Regions from separate parts of the Mus musculus genome. Here region 2 is linked to region 1. A link is a contact called in ENCODE Hi-C or POLR2A ChIA-PET data. All regions are on one chromosome and are shown on one strand. Each heading gives the region's core, a stretch centred on a gene start or an enhancer-like site at or near the end of the contact. The rest is flanking DNA. Distances are from core to core; before and after follow the strand shown. Region 1 holds the start of Tmem35b (transmembrane protein 35B). Region 2 holds the start of Zmym6 (zinc finger, MYM-type 6).

Region 1 (7,507 bases), core at 3,492-5,991:
ATAAACAAACAGATAAAGCTTACTCTGGTAAAAGTAATATTGACATTTTAATAGGGTTCCTTTCCTTTGGTAGGAGTCAGAGATTTCTTTTTGTTTTGTTTTGTTTTGTTTGTTTGGTTTTTTGTTTTTCGAGACAGGGTTTCTCTGCGTAGCTCTGGCTGTCCTGGAGCTCACTCTGTAGCCCAGGCTGGCCTTGAACTCAGAAATCCACCTGCCTCTGCCTCCCGAGTGCTGGGATCAAAGGTGTGGGCCACCACCACTGCCCGGCCAGAGAATTCTTTCTTCAGGAAACTTGATTGTTTTATATTTCTGTGGAAAATGATACTCTTATCTGCTACATGAACTTCTGAAACCTTTCTTTTCATGTAAACAGTAGTAAAGGGTCTGTGGACATCTGGGATGTTTATGTTTCATTTTCATTTTGTTTTGTATTATTGGGTCTTTGGGTCTTTTTGTTTTTTGAGTTAAGATTTCTCTGTGTAGCCCTGGCTATCGAGGAACTTATTCTGTAGACCAGGCTGGCCTCTAACTCATTAGATATCCACCTGCCTCTGCCTCCTGAGTGCTGGGCTTAGATTCTAGTGTACACAACACAGCCAAACTCCAGGACTGGCCTTAGAGTTTACATGTGGTTGATTTGTCTGTCTTGGTGCTGAGCATTGGCTGCAGGGTGTCACACATCCCAAGTAAAGTGCCCTACCACTGAGCTGTACTCTAGCTCCTAAGTGTTCTTTTCAACGGCTAGATTTGATTTTTTTGGGGGGTGGGGAGGGGGTTTCGAGACAGGATTTCTCTGTGTAGCCCTGGCTGTCCTGGAACTCACTCTGTAGATCAGGCTGGCCTCGAACTCAGAAATCCACCTGCCTCTGCCTCCTGAGTGCTGGGATTAAAGGTGTGCGCCACCACTGCCCACCTAGATTTTAAATTTTCTAGGCAGCATTGGTTCAAGCTGTGTTAATAGATCTTTATCCAGTTTTTCATAACACATTTGTTCATATCATATTATACATGTTCATATTGTAACAGTGATTCACATATTTCCTTTAGATTTACCTCTGCCAGAATGGAAGAGTGAAGAACCTGAGTCTCCACCGGCAAAAAGAAGAAGAGTAGACTTTTCCCAGACTTACAATGCAGAGTATATCAGATTCGGTTTCATTATCTGTTCTGGATCAGAGGAAAGTTCACCAAGCCCACAGTGTGTCATTTGTGGAGAGGTCTTACCTAGTGAAAGTGTGATGCCAGTAAGTCTTTCTAACCATTTGAAGGCAAAACATTCAGACTTAGAGAACAAGCCTGTAGACTTTTTTGAGGAAAAGTCACTTGAAATGGAATGTCAAAATAGTTCTTTAAAAAAGTGTTTACTAGTTGAAGAGTCACTTGTGAAAGCTTCTTATTTAATCGCTTTCCAAATTGCCGCCAGGAATAAGCCATTCTCGATTGCTGAAGAATTAATTAAACCATATTTAGTAGAAATGTGTTCAGAAGTTTTAGGTTCAAGTGCTGGAGAAAAAATGAAAACCATCCCTCTTTCTAATAGCACAATTGGGTGCAGGATCAAGAAACTGTCTGATGACATCGAAGATCAGCTGCTGCAGAAGGTCAGGGAGTCCAGGTGGTTTGCCCTTCAGGTGGACGAGTCGTCTGAGGCCACAGAGGTGCCGCTTCTCCTCTGCTATGTCCGCTTCATCGACTATGACCGTGGAGATGTGAAAGAAGAATTACTTTTTTGCACTGAAATGCCTTCTCCGAGCACAGATCTTGAAGTGTTTGAATTAATAAATAAATATATTGATAGCAGATCTCTGAATTGGAACCATTGTGTTGGTTTCTGTACTGATGGGGCCGCAAGCATGACTGACAGGTATTTTCGTTTAAGGTCAAAAATTCAAGAAATTGCCAAGAATACAGTGACATTTACACATTGTTTCATTCACCGTGAACACTTAGCAGCCAAAAAGCTATCTCCATGCTTACATGAAATTCTTTTGCAGTCATCACAAATTTTAAGCTTTGTAAAGAACAGTGCTTCAGATTCACAAATGTTGACAATTTTGTGTGAAGAGATGGGATCTGAGCATGTGAATTTACCACTTAATGCTGAAGTACGCTGGCTGTCGAGAGGGAGAATTTTAACAAGATTATTTGAACTGAGACATGAAATTGAAATATTTTTAAATCAAAAGCATTCAGATTTGGCCAGGTATTTCCATGATGAGGAATGGATTGCAAAGCTAGCCTATCTAGCAGATATATTTTCACTTATAAATAAATTAAATTCAAGTCTCCAAGGAACCATGACTACTTTTTTCAATTTGTATAATAAAGTTGACGTATTTCAGAAAAGGCTAAAAATGTGGTTGAAGCGTGCACAGGAGAATGATTACGGCATGTTCCCTCTGTTTTCTGAGTTCTTGGACTCATCAGATGTAAGTGTGAAAAACATTGCTAGCATCATTTTTGAGCACCTGGAAGGACTTTCTCAGATATTCCATGCCTGTTACCCACCAGAAGAGGACTTGCGTTCCGGAAACCTGTGGCTCACAGATCCTTTTGCCACTTACCACAGTAACAATCTCACTGACTCCGAGGAAGAGAAACTCGCCGTGTTATCTGCCGATACGGGATTTCAGTCAGTTCACAAGTCAATGTCTGTCACACAGTTTTGGGTCAATGCAAAGACAAGTTATCCCAAGCTCCATGAAAAGGCATTGAAGCTGCTGCTGCCCTTCTCAAGCACCTGTCTGTGCGATGCCACCTTTTCAGCCTTGACTGCATCCAAACAGAGAGACCTTCGGACTTGCGGTCCCACCCTAAGACTGGCAGTCACATCATTAGTTCCAAGGATAGAAAAGTTAGCAAAGGAGAAAGAGTAGTATCCGTATTGCTTATCATCAGAGTGTATAATTTTGTGTTAAATTTTGTATAAGTATCCTAAAATACAATTTGCTAATGTATCTGTATTTTCAGTGATTAAATGTTTTAATATTTTTCCTTTGTTGTACAGGGATTTAAGAATTGTGGAACTGAGCATAATTATATGTAATTTTAATAACACAAGGGAGAAAATGTAGCCTTTATGTTGGTGATTGTTCTTGAAGTTTCAAGAGGAAATGTCTTGTTTACGGAGTTCCCCAAGAGACCAGGCCAACCCACTTGTCCCAGTACACCAGTTAGAGGTGAGCAGTGAAGGGCAGAGCAAGACTGGGCTGGGAAGAACAAATTGTGATTCATTGACCCCACCCACCTCAGCAGTTTTTGTTTTGTTTTGTTTGAGACAGGGCCTCTCTGTATAGCCCTAGCTATCCTGGAACTCATGTCAACCAGGCTAGCTTAGAACTCAGAGATCTGACTACCTCTGCTTCCTGACTGCTGGGACACAATGCCACCTTAGTTTGAAGGACTAACTGGGACTCTGAAATATCACAGGAAAAGGGAACAGTGGAGGGTTGGGCGCCTGACAGTCGGACTTCTTGGTAAGGACAGTCGTCTGATTGATGGTTCTTTCAGTTCTAGTTTTGCAAATGGTTCCCACTTTAGGGAGCAGTTTGGTTTTAGCCTCATCACTGTGGCATTTGCCCCATTTAAGGCCTGGTCTGCTCTGCCAGACTCGCTGCTGCTTGGAGCTGGCTTTGCTTCTTCACTGTCATTATGCTTTTGGGTGAGTTTTGTCTTTCCAAGGTTATCTATCACAGGAGAAAGTGACTCAGGGGAAAAAAAGTGACAAAACAGAGTTAAGTTAGGCCAGCAACCAGTACCTTCCTGCATGACCAAGTAGGCATGTGCACTTTAAAAACATGAGCAGTTTTAGTCACCAGCCATATCGCCAGCCCTCCGAGAGTTATGTAGATGGAAGCAGATCCAAGTACGTGGCCAGTAAGCATGAACAGTGGGAGGGTTTGAGACCATAGGGCTTCTTTTGGACCCATAGACCAGGGCTTGGGAATTATTTTATTTTATTTTATTTTGAGACTGGCCTTTGCGATATAGTCCTCACTAGCCTAGTTCTTGCTGTGAAGTTCATTCAACTCTGGGCAGTCCTCAGGCCTTATCCTCACTAGTTGGGGAATTACAGGCACATCATGCGTGGCAGTAGCCAGCTTTCATGAAAGGTCAGATAGTATTCAGTGGCTCAGCCATAGATGGTATACAAATGGATGCAGGTCAACACTTTCACCCTTGTACCCCGAGGTGTTAGTTTTATATAATTTTCAATTGTTGTGAAAATTCCTTGAACATTGCTTAATCATTTCTAGAATGTTATTATTTTCCTTATGGGTGTGTGTTAAAAAACTCGACAACCGGAAAAAATTGGTCCTCTGTTTGCCAGTGCAACCAAGTAAGGGATTCTTTAAATATCTTTCTCATTTTTCTTTTGGTTGAGCAATGGGAGGGGCAGGTATTTTAGGCATAGGTGGACCAGAAAAACTTACAGTTACTGCTTTATTGCTCATTAATTGTAGGGTTCACTGATTTTCTAGTAACTTTCTGAAGGCCATTGTGCAACTTCCATACAGCTGCAGACCCAGAGACACTCAGGGAGTTGGGTGGTGTCAGATTCCTCTAGCACGGGTGGGTTTGAAGGCCAGATCGCGTGGACACACACCCGATACTCCGCACCCTCCACAATGAGTACAGCCTGTAAGGAAAGGCCTCAGTGGGCGGGTCTTAGCGGAGGTGGCCATCAGTGGGCGGGGCTGAAAGTTGGGCGTAACCGGGTGGGCGGGCCGGACCGACTGTAGTCTTCCGGTAGGGAGGAAGAGTCGTCCAGGAAGGCGGGCGCTGCTATGTCGTTCAGGGTAGGCGTGTTGCGGGTTCTGCTTGGCGTCTTCTTCGCGCTCACCGGGGCTGCCAAGCTCTTTCAGGTCTCGGCCCCCGTGTCACAACAGATGGTGAGCGGCACCCGGGGAAGGACAGTGTGTGCTCGGTTCCCGGGGGCTTCATGCCTTCGGGCTCGAGGCCGCCTGGGCCTTTCCTCCTATTTTCTACACCTTCTCCAGGTGGGAGGGCACGGGACTTAACTGCTGGCTGAGCATGTTGTCCCCAGGCCGATTTAGAGTTGGAGAAGTGATGGGACTCAGGAGGTCCAGGAAGACAAAGTGAAAAAGTGACCTAGCACCCCTCTCCACCCCACATCCACCAACCCATTGTTCCAGGTTGGGGAGGCAGAATTTTACTTTATTTGGTTTTTGTTTGTTTGTTTGAGCTGGTCTTCTGAATGTGTCCCTCTGGCTGGCTGGCCCGGAGCTCACTCAGTGTAGTGGCTGGCCTCGAACTTGCAGAGATCCACCTACCCCAACCTCCAGACTACTGGGATTAACGGCTTACCTACCTTAGAAATCTTTTTTAAGCTTGAAACTAGTCATGATGGTAAAATGTAATTTACCAAAACATTACACAGCTATTCAAGCAAGGCTCAAAGTAGACCAATCTAACTAGACTCCTCAGTGTCCCACGCAGCCTGGGACAGAAGCATAGAAGTCACTGACTGTAGTTCCTTATCCCGAGAGGGTCTACCAGCAGTTTCCAGACCCTCAGAGAAGCCAGGCTCTGTGGAAGACCCCTGTTGCCACCTCCCAAGCCTGGGTACTACTACGATTTTCTTCTCCTTTTCCTCCTCCTCCTCTCCTCCCTTCCTCCTTTTTTCTTCTTCCTTTCCTCTTTCTTCTTCCCCTCCTCTCCTCCCCTCCTCCTCCTCTTTTCTTCTTTCTTCTTCCCTAAGATGGTGGGTTCTTTAGGATAGATATGGTAAAAGCCAAACAGCTTAAACTCTCTGCAGGTGTGTCTCATGTGCGGCCCTTGGACCACATACACTCCAGGATAGCTGTCACTGTAGCCCAGCATAAAAGTGTAAATTTAAAATCCGTGCTTTTTTTCCCCCTTTCAATTCAGCTGTGGGGTTCTGGAGCAGCTCTGTAGGTGACAGTATGGAGCTCCCTCCTTGGAAGCCAGAGTAGGACAGGCAGGGCTGCTGTTGGACCACAGGAAACAGTCCTGAGGGTGGAGCAGGCCCAGGGAAGGGTCTGAGTAGGGTGTGTTACACCCCCTCAGCTGTTCCTTGTGTCTGCCACAGTAGAATCAGGACCTGCATAGAAGATGGAAAGTGTCAGTCATTCTCTAAGGAGTCTATCCATCCCACCTGCAGATATTCAGAGAGAAGAGAAACTAGACCTGGCACAAAGAGAATCTGTAGCCCTTCCTAGGCCCTGGCCCTAGATGGGAAAGCCAAGCCCTGCTCCCTTCTTCTGGGATTTGAGCTGGGTTATCATCTATGGAGAGGTCTGGTTAGGACATAAAACCGACTACACCTGAAGCCCTTTTTCACACGGGCACGTCTGTTCCTAATTCCAAAAGCCAGCCCTATAGGTCAAGGTCAGCCCCTCCTTACCGGGCTCTTAAACTACTTGTAGCAGTTTTGTTAAGGGAGCCGGTTATAGGCAGAGGAGGTCTCGGTGGTGCCTTCAGGCACTGCATTTTCTGATAAGTAGTACTGACAGGCGTTCCCTACCACTCGTAGAGAGCCTTGTTCGAGCAGTTTGCTGAGGTGTTTCCATTGAAGGTGTTCGGCTACCAGCCAGACCCTATAAGCTACCAGACAGCTGTGGGATGGCTGGAACTGCTGGCTGGGTTGCTGCTGGTCGTGGGTCCACCTGTGCTACAGGAGATCAGTAACGTGCTCTTGATCCTACTCATGATGGGTAAGGGGGCAACTGGGCTCTCCTGGGGATGATAGAAAAAAATCAGCGGTTTTTCCTTATGCGGTCCTCTCTTTTCTGGGACTGGGAACACTTCCTGCTTTGCCACAGCTTCCCTAATTTTGAGACCAGGAGTTTTTGAAATGCCTTGTACCATATCCTGGACACTGTAACACTGTCACATGCTTTCCCCATGCTGTCTGTGGCTGCAGTGTCCCAGGGTAAGCATGTAGCATGGCCTCAAGAGCTCCTACTCTCTGATCAATGCTCACTGCTGTAGGGTGTGTAATAGCAGTTACCACTTAATGTATAATGTGTCTGTGGGTGCTGGAGCAGCCAGCAGGAAAGCTGGAGTCCCTTGACCGGAGAGGCAGAGGATTTCTCTAGAAGGCACTTTCTCAGGAGTGCCACCAACAAGAGATGCCAGTGTACAGACAGGTCAGCTGCTGCTGCAAAGGCTAGACACCCTTGTGCTGACTTGCGTGCCCTGGCCAGGGTCACGTTATTGCCACTAAAACATTCCGTGTGTAAAGCTTTCCTCATTTTCAGATCATTAACACACTTTTTCCTCAAGCCCTTCAGCCCCAGTTTGAATCCCTCCAGTAGATTTAGGATTATTAAGAAAGAGGAGAGGGAAAGTTAGTTTCCACATCCCAATCTTCCCACTTTGACTCTCCCATGCTCCAGGGCATACATTAGCTCTAGAGGCTTCTATTTCTTTGTCCTGCTTCCTGGAAGTGGTGTAGAGGGGTGATTAATTGGGGTCAGGGGTCAGGGGTTGGTGAGCTGGAATGGGTCAGCCTGGGCCAGAA
Region 2 (7,507 bases), core at 3,137-5,636, 49 kb before region 1:
AAACAGCCACACCTCCACTGAATCTGCACGAGTCATCGGGAGCAAGCAGAACTATTCAGGATGCCAGGAAAAGTTCTCTGCTGTGCCTCTGTCAACAAAGTGAGAATCAGGGAAGACACTATGCAAGCATCCCATCACTGTCCCTTGAGTCCTAGTTACATGCTAGAATGCTCTCTAACTTCAGTTTTAGGGGAAAACATTTCTTTTTAATTTAAAAAAAAAATGAGGTGTTAAGAACTCTGGGCTGGGGGAGCTGGTGAGATGGCTCAACAGGTAAGAGCACCCGACTGCTCTTCTGAAGGTCCTGAGTTCAAATCCCGGCAACCACATGGTGGCTCACAACCATCCGTAATGAGATCTGACTCCCTCTTCTGGTGTGTCTGAAGACAGCTACAGTGTACTTACATATAATAAAAAATAAATAAATCTTTAAAAAAAAAAGAACTCTTGGCTGGGTCATAGCTCAGTAGTAGAGTGTCTGCCTTGTATGCACAGGTGATCTTCAGCACTTCAAAGGAAAAAAAAAAAGGACAGGAGGAAGTAGAAAAAGCGTCATCACTGTCAGATCCACAGCAACCTTGAAATCTCTCTGGGCACCTGTTATTATATTTTCCTATTCTTGTTTTTCTTTTTCTTTTTCTTCTTCTTCTTCTTCTTCTTTTCTTTTTGGTTTTTCGAGACAGGGTTTCTCTGTAGTCTTGGCTGTCCTGGAACTCACTCTGTAGACCAGGCTGGACTCGAACTCAGAAATCTGCCTGTCTCTGCCTCCCAAGTGCTAGGATTAAAGGCATGCGCCACCACCACCTGGCCTATTCTTGTTTTTCAAGCACGGTTTCTCCTTGTAGCCCTGGCTATCATAGAACTCACTCTGTAGACCAGGCTGGCCTAGAACTCATTCATACACCTGCCTCTGCCTCCAGTTCTAGGATTAAAAGCTTGTTCTATTCTTCTACTCTTGAGTAGTTTAAGGTTTTGTTTTCTTTCTTTCTTTTTAAAAATTTTAAAATTCATCTTTTATTTGTTTGTTTATTTATTTATTTATTTATTTATTTGAGGCAGGGTTTCTCTGTATAGCCCTGGCTGTCCTGGAACTCACTCTGTAGACCAGGCTGGCCTTGAACTCAGAAATCCGCCTGCCTCTGCCCCCCAAGTGCTGTGACTAAAGGCGTGGGCTACTACTGCCCGGCTTCTTTCTTTTTTTAAAGAGGGTTTTGTTTCTGTCTCTGGACTCTTGACTTCATACACCCCCAGACAATTTTATATAACAAATGCCTTAACCTTGTAATCAAGGATCTCTCTCTCTCTCTCTCTCTCTCTCTCTCTCTCTAATGACTTACAGGTTGTGGCCCAGCTAATCTAACAACAGTTGCCTATGAACTAAAGGTCCAAGAATCCAGTAGTCATTTGATCTACAAGGCTGGATGTCTCAGATAGTCTTCCAAATATGCTGGAATCTAGAAGTAGTAAGCTCTAAATGCCAGTGTAGGGATGGACTTACTATTGAGGCAAAAGTAGGCAGGCAAAGAGCAAGGTTTCCTTCTTCTTTGTCATTACATAGGCTTCCAACAGAAGGTATGGCCCACAGTAGAGGCTTATCTTCCCACTTCAAAAAATTCAGAATTAAGGGTGTATTTTCCCAGATTATAAATGGATCCAGATTATAAGCAGATCTTTCCACTTCAAATTAAGCAAAAATCCCTCACAATTGTGCCCCAGTTTTTGGTTGTTTTGTTTTATTTCTGTTAATTCCAGATGTAGACAAGTTGAAAAGCACGAATAGCCACTACAGGTTTCTTCTTTAATTGCTTCTATACCTAATTTCTTGAGATAGGGTTTCTCACTGAACCAAGGATCCTCCTGTGTGTACACTCTCAGTGATAGGATATGGGGTATATGCTGCCACACCCAGATTTTATGTGCATTCTGAGAGTCTGAGCACAAGTCTTTATGCTTACATAGTAAGCACTTTACTAACTAAGCCATCTGCCCACTGAAGTCTGCTAGATTTAAACATTTTTTTTTAATTTTAAGTTTATGAATCTTCTGTCTGCAAGTTTATCTGTGTACCATGTGTGTGTCTGTTGCCCTCAGATGTCAGAAGAGGGCACTGTGTCCCCAGAAACGGGAGTTACAGGTGCTTGAAAGCTGCCATGTTGGTCCTGGTAACAGATCCCAGGTCTTCTGCAAGAATAAATGCTCTTAATTGCTGAGCCATCTCTCTAGCTCCTCTACTAGTCTTTGCCAGCTTCTTTCTGTAGGTAGAAAACTGAAGACTCATGGATTTTTTTCATCATAGCATTTCATGTAGTTCAAGCTGCCTTCAGACTTGTTATTTAGCTAAGGATAGCCCTGCTGTCTTCTGAGTGCTGAGATTGCAGGCACTCACCACCTCAGTTCAGAGGTTTAAAAATTTGAACCGGTTTTAAAGCAAATGTTTTATTTTAGAAAAACTCAATCAGTCAGGCCGTGATGATACATGTCTTTATTCCCAGCACTTGAGAGGTAAAGGCAGGTGAATGCCAACTGACTACAGAGTGAGTTCTAGGACAGCAGGGCTACACAGTATAACCATGTCTCAAAAAACCAAACCAAAACCCGGGTGTGGTGGCGCATGCCTTTAATCCCAGCACTCGGGAGGCAGAGGCAGAGGCAGGTGGATTTCTGAGTTCGAGGCCAGCCTGGTCTACAAAGTGAGTTCCAGGACAGCCAGGGCTATACAGAGAAACCCTGTCTCGAAAAACCAAAAAAAAAAAAAAAAAAAAAAAAAAAAAAAAACCAAACCTCATCAATCATACAGAGAAGATATTTTTAAAACATGAATTTAGTAACATTATACACACACACACACACACACACACACACACACATATATATATATATACTTGGTTTTTCAAGGCAGGGTTTCTCTGTGTAGCCCTGGCTGACCTGGAACTCATTCTGTAGACCAGGCTGGCCTCGAACTCAGAAATTTGCCTGCCTCTGCCTCCCAAGTGCTGGGATTAAAGGCTTGCACCACCATGCCCGGCAATAACGCTTTGATATTTAGTCCATTTTCTTCAGGGATATGGGACATGAGATGACACCCATGCTGCAGAAGATAAGCCCATGCACATGCAGACATCACTAAGTGGACCAAGTGGGTTTGAAAAGGCAGAGTGAATGGCAGGGGACAGGGGAAGGGATTTGATCAAAGCACATATGCATGCATAAAATTATCAAATAATAGAAAACAAAAACATACATTTTAAATAGAAACTATGTGTACTGTCTCTAATATTTGATTATAATTTATAATACCATGTATGGGTAGATTTCCTCTGGTGTTTTCACACAATTTTGTTTTGGTTGACCCTTCTCCTCAAATCAGAATCCTCCTGTTCCCATGCCCTTTAGTATCTTTCGTGCTCAGCCTTCTCTCATTTTAGATCTTTGCCCCTTAAGTGCTGGAGTCCAGCTCCAGTGGGGTTCAGGTTCACATGTGATGATTAATCTTATTAAATTGATGGGATTTAGAATCAACTTGGGGACAGGTATCTGAGTTTGTCTGTGAGGGATTTTCTTGGTTTATTGAGCTATGAGACTTTGTCCTGACTATAGGCCAAAAAAGAGAAAGATGGTTGAGCGCTAGTCATCTTTCTCCTATGTTCCTCAACTGTGATGCACATTAAAAAATGGAGAAGGGCATATACAGCTCCATCTAACACTTCTGAGCTTTGACATTCCTCCATTTCTCCTTCCAGCTTTTTCTTTTCTTTTTTTAAAGATTTTATTTATTTTATGTATATGAGTACACTGTAGCTGTCTTTAGACACACCAGATGAGGGTATTGGATTCCATTACAGATGGTTGTGAGCCACCATGTGGTTGCTGGGAATTGAACTCAGGACCTCTGGAAGAGCAGTCAGTGCTCTTAACCACTGGGCCAACTCTACAGCCCTCCAGTTTTTTTTTTCCACAGCCCTGTCTCTTTAAGAAGTCAATCATATCGGAAGTGAGAATGCTGGGACGGCTAGGTCTAGGGCATGATGGGAATAGAGGGCGGGAATGAAGGCCGGGAACGTCCAATTACCTCAGGTCTAGCGCATAAATAGGAGTGCGCACGCGCAGTTGTCAAGGCGTTGCGTTGCCATTCCTCAGGCGATTCCAGTAAAGTAATTTGTCATGGTCCCCACCTGAGACCTTGAATGCTTTTGTGCATTCTCCGACTGGCGTCTCATTGGAGGCGGGTGTCCTACCGGGCTAGAGAAAGCCGCTCAGGCCTGTGGGCTTGTGAGGGGGCAACGTACCACGTGCCCAAACGGGGCGTGGCCCTCCACGTGACTAGGCGCCGCAGGAAGTTCTGGGTAACCTCACGTGACAGGACCGTCCCCTTCTGGCGGGGGCGGAGTGGCAGCTCATCACGTGACCGGCGGCGGGCTGCGCCGCGGTGGTGCCGTAGCATCCTCAGGCTCGCTGCAGTTGGCGGCTCGCGCGCTCCGTTGGAGACTGAGTTCCTCCTCTGGCCTTTGGGGGACAGGCTGGGGAATTCTGGTTGCGAACGGGAACGCCGGAGAGCTTGCGACATTCAGAGGAGGGATACGCGCCTGTAGAGTGTTACAACTGTGGCAAGTGGTGGAAAGTTCTCGACCCGGCTTCGCAACAGGGTTTTAAAAAACCTGTTGTTTCTATGGCTGGCTGGAATTGATGACAGGCCTTTTGCGAGGGTTTCCTTTATAGCTTGGCTTACATTTGTACTACCGTTTGGGAATCTGAAGAGAGCCCAGACAGGGGTTTCTAGCAGCCATTCTCAACCCTCACAGGGTCGCATATCAAATATTTACATTACAATTCGCAATTAGCAAAATTACAGTTATGACGGAGCCACGAAATAATTTTATAGTTGGGGGTCGCCACATTAACCGAGTTTATGAATGTTGAGAATCACTGGTTTATAGGAAGACGTTAGGGGGAGTTGCCTCCAGAATGACCAGTTGGCCCACCTCTAAATGGGAACCTAGCGTTCTAGTTGTGATGACGTCTGAGGCTCTGAAGTGGCTTTAGGATGAGAAATCGGTTCTTATTGTTAGTGCAGGCTGAGGTAGAGGCAAAGGTGAGGCCTCACTTGGAGCAGACATGAGTCACATGTCAGTGTCCACACAATCAGAAATTAAGTACTGAGTCCAGCTGTCCACTTGCTAGGGTCCTCCTGTGGCGTGTTCAGCCAGTCTGTATCGCAACAACCTCCAATATAGTGAAGACCATAGTGCTTGTCTAAGACTTTTCTCATTGGAAGGTAGCTAATCCAGGAGCAAAAAGAACAGTTAGTCCTAGTCCCAGAAGGGTGTTGCTCAAATGCTCGATCCTGAAGCTATTAACATGTTAGTATGAAGGAAAACAAAACCCAAGTACCAATCCTTTATATTATGTTTTAGGCGTCATCTTAGTTTTAGATGGGATAAGAACTCGGCATAAGCACTTAGAATGAAAGAACCTTTGGATGGTGGATGTGACAAAGCAATGGCACAACAAGGGCTTCTGGACAGAATTAAAGAAGAACCTGATGATGCTCATGTAAGCATTTTCTTTTGACTTTCAAAATACTAAAAATTATTAGCGTTAGAATTGGTATTATTCCGGAGAATTGGAAATGAATGGTACTCAATGGTTGCTGGTTTATACGTTGATACAACCCAACTGATTAATTTTTTTCATGCGTTAGGTGAGTCCTATGGAGGCTGGGGGATATACGATTAAGTAGTAGAGTATATTCCCAGTGCTGTGAGTGCGCAATTGTCAGTGCTAGTCCAAAATGAATGGAGCCTCCAAACTTTATTCATTGGAAACTTACTCCTGCTTCAGCGTGATTGCTGGAGGGTGACCCTGAGAGGTAAAGATCCAAGTACAGGCTCTGTCATTACCAGGAGTGGCTTGGTTTTAAAAGCCAGTTGGGCATTTTGCTTGCTGTCTTGTTCTTTCTTGGGCACTCTCCTACCCTTTGCTACATTGTAATGTGACTAGAAGACTTGACTAAATGCAGCCCCCTTGTCTTGGAATTCACAACCTCCAGAGCTATGAGAAAATTTCCTTTCCTTCTAAATGACCCTGCTGCGTGGTTTTCTCTTAAAGCAAGATGAAAAGGGCTTAGACAGTGCGTTAATCAGGTTTTTAGTGCTTTAGATGAGAAAAGGTCATGGTAAGTGTGATATTTGTTTTTGTTAAAGAAACAAATATAGTGGCTGGAGAGATGGCTCAGTGGTTAAGAGCACTGGCTTCTCTTCCAGAGGTCCTGAGTTCAATCCTCTACAGTAAATCGACATGGTGGATGACAACCATCTTTAATGGGATCTGAAGCCCTCTTCTGGTGTGTCTGAAGTGAGCAGCACTGTACTCAAGTACATAAATAAGTCTTTAAAAAATATAGAAATGGTAATGATGATTAGGGACACTAATAGATGGTGTAATGTGTAATATGTATCGTATAGTAGAATGTGGCATTAATGTGATTATTAATATCATTGCATGCCTGAGAGTGTGCCATTATCTCGCTCACATCTCTGATACTATTATTTTACACATGAGGATGCCAGAACTCAAAAAAGCTAAGCATGTGTATGGATCAGTTAGTAAACATTAGATAGGGTTCAAACGTAGATAGTAAGATTTCAGAAAACATGCCCTTCCATATGTAGCTTGAGTCAAGAAGATTCAGCAGATCAGAAACTTACGAATTTTGATTTTGATTTTAAGAGCAATGGACATTATAGGGTTAGTGTGTTTTGAGACAGTCTCATGTAACCCAGGCTGTCCTTAGATTTACTGAGTAGCTCAGGGTGACCTTAAACTTCTGATCCTCTTGCCTTTGCTTCTCAAGTGCTGAAATTACTGGTGTGGGCCTCCATGCCAAGTTTTCATTGCAGGGACAGTAATATGAAACAGAACAATCTGGAAAGATCATTCTGGCTATTCCCTAAAGATAGATTAGAAACAAAAATAATCTGTGGAGTAGAGAGTCATTTATTTTGGCAATAATTTTTTTCTTTAACCTTCTTGAGCAGTTCTTTGTTTTATGATCTTTAGTTACTGACTTTATTGTAGAAACATAGCAATAGTATTTATTTAAGCATACCGAAAATTAATACATTAAAAGTAAGATTTAATGTCTCACTCCATCTCACAGCAGGGTTATTCCAGGGCAGAAGTGCCAGGTAGATTTGTCTTGCTTGTGAGTTCCATGCTGGCTCTGCTCTGGCAGTGAGCTGAGAAGGTTCGAAGGTGGTGTGTGCAGTGTGTGAAGTGAGTGAGTGAGTGGTGGAGGCCTCCAGTCTACTGACATCTCATCTCATGCTTACCTTCCCTTTAACTGGTAAATTGTTCCTCTTGCCTTATCCCCCGTAACCATTTGTTTGCCAAGTTATGTGGATTCTGCTTTTTAAATTTATTTTGAATCTAATTTCCATTTCCCCATTTTATCATTTTTCATGTGGAATGTCCTGCACCAGTCCTTTACTCGTGTGGCCCTCCAAACACC

Evidence for each region. A loop is a pair of places that touch in the nucleus more often than their neighbours do. ChIA-PET counts read pairs that join two places held with the same protein, here RNA polymerase II (POLR2A).
Region 2: a loop to region 1 is called in a map of heart, with 2.0 times the contacts of the local background. The contact joins the promoter of Zmym6 here to the promoter of Tmem35b in region 1. A Hi-C loop is called at or near these places in 1 of 37 maps with a recorded cell type or tissue (heart). POLR2A ChIA-PET finds 5 or more read pairs at or near these places in 2 of 5 experiments (Patski and embryonic stem cell).

The regions. Positions count from the first base shown.
Region 1 is chr4:127,121,302-127,128,808 of GRCm38, forward strand. It overlaps Tmem35b (transmembrane protein 35B), which reads left to right and starts at 4,742. Exons shown (of 3, transcript NM_001099319.2): 1 at 4,742-4,892; 2 at 6,518-6,698. The coding sequence starts at 4,788. Zmym6 (zinc finger, MYM-type 6) reads left to right here. Exons shown (of 14, transcript NM_001285885.1): 14 at 1,048-3,073. The coding sequence ends at 2,876.
Region 2 is chr4:127,072,997-127,080,503 of GRCm38, forward strand. Zmym6 (zinc finger, MYM-type 6) reads left to right here and starts at 4,387. Exons shown (of 14, transcript NM_001285885.1): 1 at 4,387-5,550. The coding sequence starts at 5,461.